2 separate regions of the Homo sapiens genome follow, and region 1 is linked to region 2. Evidence: chromatin loops called from intact Hi-C (ENCODE). Cell type or tissue: ascending aorta. All regions are shown on one strand. Each heading gives the region's core, and the rest is flanking DNA. Links, peaks and the distances in the headings are about the cores only.

Region 1 (2,903 bases), core at 117-2,616, 110 kb after region 2:
GTGCTAGACCCTCCAGAGCCCCTCATGAGAGTTGCACAGAGGAGGGAGTAATATTTCTGGAGCCACTCTTATATGCCAGACGCTGCTCGGACGTGTACACTCGCAGCCTCATTTAATCCCCAACAGCGTTATGAGATGGGCACAGTGATGCACTCCATTTTACAGAGGAGAAAACAGGCTTAGAGAGGTTAAGTGACCTGTCCAAAGTCACACAGCTGCTTAGTAACAGAGCCCACTATCTTTCCACTTCACCAGGCCCACTCAAATAAGAACTAATAGGAGTATGGGGATTGTCTTGTGCCACTCCCCTACTTGTCCCTATTGTTCAGAGGAAGTGTCCCCATTAAGAAAAAGTGGAGTGGGCCAGGTGCAGTGGCTCATGCCTGTAATCCCAGCATTTTGGGAGGCTGAGGCAGGTGGATCACGAGGTCAGGAGATCGAGAGCATCCTGGCTAACACGGTGAAACCCAGTCTCTACTAAAAAAATACAAGAAATTAGCCAGGCATGGTGGCAGGCACCTGTAGTCCCAGCTACTCGGGAGGCTGAGGCAGGAGAATGGCATGAACCCGGGAGGCGGAGCTTGCAGTGAGCCCAGATCGCGCCACTGTACTCCAGCCTGGGAGACAGAGCAAGAGACAGAGCCAGACTCCATTTCAAAAAAAGGAAAAAAGAAAAAGAGTAAGTGAAACATGAGGCCTGCAAATGAGAAAAGGAAGCGCCCTCCACAACACCGGCAGAAGCCAGAGGCCCCCCAACCCTGTGCAGAGTGCTGAGCTGGGCACCCAGCAGCAGGGGTGGAGATTTTGAAACGGGTAGAGGTGACTGTCTTGGCTTGTCCAGTCAGGGATTATTATTGTGCCACCATTGAGGCCCCAAAGAACACTGTAAGTCATCTATTCATTCATTAAACAAGTAAACAAATATTTATGAAGTCCCAGTGCTGGTCAGCATCTTGCTAGGTCCAGGTGGAGGGCCCTATCATGAAAGCCTTTGGGACCAAGCTTGTCTGGGACAGACAGGCTGAACCCAGTTCAGCTGGGGAAAGGCAGGCAGGCCCCTCCATGCCCCAGGAGGGGGTCTCCGCAACCCAGGCTGAAGCCAGTTATATCAGACATTCTGCCTTCATGACCAGGGCCGTTTCTAGGTGGCGGGCTGGCTTGTTTGGGTTTGTTTTTTTTTTTTTTTTTTTTTTTGCTTCCCAGTGAGTTTCTTTCAAAAACATCCACCCATGTCTCCGCTGAACTAAAGAGAAAGGAATTTGTCCAGAGCATCAGGAAAGCAGCCAGAGGAAGTCCCCAGGGACCAGGCGTGGGGCCCTAAGCCACACTGCAGCTGCAGGGAGGAGAGTGAGCCCAGCTTGTGCTGCTGCGGGGTGGGGAGGACTCCTGAGGGGACAAGGGGGAATCAGGGAGCAGAGAGACTAAGGGGGAGGGGGAGGAGGAGACTCAGGGACAGAGGGTGAGGCTCAGTGGGAGAGAAAGGGGAGACAGGGTATGGGGGTAACCAGGAGGCAGAGAAAGTGGAGAAGAGCGGAGGGAGTTGAGGGGGAGGCAGGAACCAAGGTGTAGCCAAGGGCAGGTGAGGGAGGAGGGACTCTGAGCCTGGGCCAGGGGAGTCAGAAGGCCGGAGCCCTGAAGGGCCCCACAGCCCTCCCCGGCCCTGCTGTCTCCATACAATTCTGTGGCCAAGGAGTGAACCTTGCATGATTTCAGCCACCCCACCCAGACACCCCCCACCCTGGAACAAAGGGGAAGTGGCCCCATGGGCCTGCCTGCTTCCAGCTCAGGGCTGGGCTTGGTCACCAGGCAGGCACTTGTTGTAGCAACAGTCCCTGGGGACCCATCCTGGGGAACAGGACTGCTAGCAGTAAAGATGGGGGAGCCAGGGCCCCCATCCCCTCCAGCCCCCAAGGCTGCCCCAGGCCTCATTGACAGCTTCTCTGTAAGTCGCCCCCTCGCCCACTGGTTCTGGGAAGATGGGTTGGCTCGCCTAGCAGCAGGTGTGTTGGGGTGTGTTGCCCAGCAACCAGTAGAGGTGTTCCCAGAGCCTCTTAAGTGGGAGGCAGGGTGGAGAGGACCAGGGCTTTGGCCCTTAGATGCCCGTGGTCACAGGAATCTTTTGCAAGGCCCCTGGCTCCAGCCTAGGCCACCTGAGCCCACACAGTAATCCAGAGAGGGAGGACAGAAGGGCTTCTGGGAAAATCCCTTGAAGTGATCATTGCCTCCTGCTAGTCTGGGCCCTACCTCTGGTGTCTTGGAGGTCCAGCCTTGGATCCTAGAAAGTGGCTGAGCCTGGGCTAGCCTGGGAAGGCTTGCTGGTAGTGCATGTGTGGTGCCGAGCTGTGAGGAGGAGTGGGTGTGGCAGATGGGGCATCCAGTGGAAGCAGCAGCTCAGACTGGGGGCTGGGGCCGCCCCAGTAAGTGCTAACCCTTCTGGTTTGGGCCCCAGTTGCCAAAGCATTTCTTCTTCCCCTTTGGCAAGAATCCCAGAGGACAACCCCAACAAGGGTCATTCCCCACAGGGTGCAGATGAGCAGGCACGGAGTGGGCAAGGGCCTCGCTTCGGGTCGTTCGACAGCTGTGGGCAGAGGCTGGATCAGAACCCAAGGTTCTGGGTTCCAGCCAGGGCTCTTCCCCCACCCAATGTGGGGCATTCCTGAGGCAGCAAAGCTCTAACCAGGGAGGATTCTGGCAGGAGGTGACCAGTGGGGAAGGGTTCTTTGAGGAAGAGTGAACAGGGCCTGTGAGACCAGGACTGGGGCCTGCCCCTCACCACCTGCTGAATGCCCAGCCCTGTACTCACCTGGGCTGAGAGCAAGGGCTGGCCCCAATCTGCTGTCAGCAGAGGCTGGACTCTGGCCCAATACCCAAGGAGTCATGACTGATGGCCTGTCTTGGGATAG
Region 2 (2,903 bases), core at 192-2,691:
CACAGAGCAGGGGCTGGGGCCCCACACAACACACAGGGCGGCTTGTCTCCAGCGGTATAGCCTCTCCACACCCCCAAACCGTTTGCTCGAAACTTGATCTCCTTGGCCCTCAGAGTCACCTCAGTGGAGAAGCCTGCACAGGGCTTTGATGGCTGAGTTTCCCCAGATGTGGCCTTAGAGAAGCTGAGGAACCCCCTACTTACCTCCATTTGTCCCCATCCATCACTCCCAGGGGGCCACTGCCTGATGAATTGCCAGAGGGGAACCACCAGCTCGGCTCTTAATAACCGGATCTGCATCCTGCTGCTGCCCAGCTGGGCTGAGGGCCCTGACCACAGCTAAGGGGAGTCATCACAGGGCTTCAGGGCTGGAATTCCAGGTATGATCTATTCCCAGGGGAAGTGAAAAAGGCCCCCTCGGAGCTTTCTCTTCTATTTCTCACTTCTCACAGACAGGCTGGGGTTCTGGAGTCCTGCTCTTCACCCCAAGTACATGCCTGCAACCTCCAACGCTGCTGGACAGTCGGCTGCATCCCCCCTCACCTGAGCACAGGCTCTCCCTACCCCTCCCTCCCCTTCCTAGAGGGGGTATCCTGCAGGGATGCAGACAAGACTGGGGAAGGAAATGGTGCTCAGAGGGTGCTCCACCTAGGTGCTGTGGCAAGCAGGGCAGGGAGAGAGTAGATAAAGGCCGGGCCAAGAAGCGGGGCCCTAAATTCTCAGGAGAAGGGCCCTGGAGAGGCAGTCTCTTCCTTGAAGGAGAAAGGGAGTGCCATCTATAAAAAGGTGGGACCACAGGCTTTTGTATGTGAGATTGGCTTCCAATGATAGTAAAAGACCCTGGAAGAGAGAAGGACAATGCCAGAGCCAGGCCTGCCCAGGAGAGGCAGGGAGAGAGGGAGAGAGAGAGCAGCTCAAGCCGAGAAAGGGAAGCAGCCAGCCAGCTTGGATCTGATCACCATCTTGTCCATGGAGAAGAGGATTTTTAGTTCCAAAGGGTTAAACCCACATAAAGAGAAAATTAACCTTTGGCACACTTTTAGGAATCCATTCCCAAGGAATGCCTGCATGCATATATATGGAGACAAAATTCCCAAGGCCGTTTGTAATGGCAAAAATAATTGGCAACAACCCCAATATCCATCCATCAATGCTGATAAGTTGACACACTGAAGTACTATTTTGCTGATAAAAAGAATGAGGTAATTCTCTGGACTGACGTGGCAGAACCTCCAAGACATATTGCCAAGTAACAGTAACCAAGAAAGCAAGTTGCTGAACAATACATAAATCGTGATCTCATTTTATGCTTCTTTAACTAGGTAGACATATGTGTATGTATGTGTGTACACATAAAAAGTGAATCTGGCAGACACACAGCAAACTGTTCACAGTGGTCACACTTGGGGGAGGGGTGAATTTTGGAGAATGAAGCAGGATTTTTCACTTGTTTGAAATGCATATTTTAAAACTCATACTGCATGTGTAATTCTTTTTAAATAAGCCTGCTGTGAGTAAGGAGCTGTGAAGGCATCACTGAGCTGTGTGAATTTGATTCCGTCCCCAGCCCAATATTGCACACTTCCCAGTCTCCCTTGAAGCTAGATGTAGCCCTTAGACTAGGTATTGGCCAGTGACTTGGAAAAAGAGTGTTGAGCACAATTCCCAGGTTGTGTTCTCAAAAAGAGAGGTGTTCTCTTTACCCCCTCCTCCTTCTAGCTGGGTGAAAAACAGTTGTGATAGCTGGATCTCAGGCAGCCATCTTGGACTATGAGATAGAAGTCATGAGTTAAGTAGAATAGAGCAGTAAGTTACTGGCAAAGACAGAGCCTTAGCTAAGGCCAGATTATAAGGCTGAAGGAGACTCCTGCTGTACCCCAGACTCCAACACATCCAAAAGAAACTTAAGCCCAGAGAGGCCACATGATGTGCCAGGGTCAGTGACTGACCTAGGGGAAGTTTTGCCAGAGATTCCCCCCCACCACTACGCACGCACACGCACACACACACACACACACACACACACACCTCACTGCTTTTTCCCCCAAGAACATTCCTTCCTAGAGCTTGGACTCCGTTTCATTCTATGGCTGGGAGACTCCTTCTGGGATTGAGGGAAGGCCCCAAGTGTTGATTAAGCCAAATTGCAGGATTGGGACACACCTCTCAATACTCTGTCTGATAACACAGCAGAACCCCTGCCTACTGCTGGGTCTCTCTGTCAATATCTGCCCCTGGCTTTTTTTTTTTTTTTTTTTTTTTTGAGATGGAGTTTGGCTCTTGTTGCCCAGGCTGGAGTGCAATGGTGCTATCTCAGTCCACTGCAACCTCCGCCTCCTGGGTTCAAGCGATTCTCCTGCTTCGGCCTCCCGAGTAGCTCGGATTACAGGCATGCACCACCATGCCCGGCTGAATTTTTTTGTATTTTTAGTAGAGATGAGGTTTCTCCATGTTGGTCAGGCTGGTCTCGAACTCCTAACCTCAGGTGATCTGCCCACCTCGGCCTCCCAAAGTGCTGGGATTACAGGTATGAGTCACGGTGCTCAGCCCCTTTCTCTCTTTCTATCTGGTTGTCCTCCTGTCTGCCTTTCTGCCCCTGTCCATCAGTCTCTCTGCCTGTCCCTGGTATGCCACTCTCTGTTTCACCCTCTCTGTGTCTGACTCAGTCTCCCTCCTTTCCTTCTGTCTCTCTCTACTTTCCTTCTGTCTCTCCTCCTCCTTCTTTCTCTGTCTAACTCTGTGTTTTCTCTCTATCACTCTCTCTGTTGTTTCCTTTTTGTTTCTCTCTCCTGCTCTTTGTTTTGCTCCCCACTCCCCAGTCTGGCTGTGAAGTTTGTGTCTCTCCTCCTAAAGGTTTTAGGCAGTACCTTTTCTAAGCTAGCCTGGGCCATGCCTAAATCTCTG

What was found. Peaks named below come from ENCODE experiments on the same cell type or tissue, not always from the same donor. Only the 100,000 strongest peaks of a DNase experiment are listed, where the experiment ranks them.
Region 1: a loop joins it to region 2, with 2.8 times the contacts of the local background. A loop is called at or near these places in 2 of 110 quality-filtered maps.

Annotation. Positions count from the first base shown.
Region 1 is chr15:74,316,717-74,319,619 of GRCh38, forward strand. The region is part of intron 11 of CCDC33 (coiled-coil domain containing 33); the gene reads left to right. It overlaps CCDC33-AS1 (CCDC33 antisense RNA 1), which reads right to left. Exons shown (of 2, transcript XR_007064711.1): 1 at 2,804-2,903. Among named protein-coding and RNA genes, the nearest start is that of CCDC33-AS1, 1.5 kb to the right of the region's middle. RefSeq lists an enhancer at 2,410-2,903. In ascending aorta, for the core only: no CTCF peak of the experiment used is centred there; DNase peaks (open chromatin) are centred at 1,295 and 1,895; H3K27ac peaks cover 2,500 bases.
Region 2 is chr15:74,209,156-74,212,058 of GRCh38, forward strand. It overlaps a transcript of STRA6 not described here and a transcript of CCDC33 not described here. Among named protein-coding and RNA genes, the nearest start is that of STRA6, 7.8 kb to the left of the region's middle. In ascending aorta, for the core only: no CTCF peak of the experiment used is centred there; a DNase peak (open chromatin) is centred at 1,528; H3K27ac peaks cover 1,474 bases.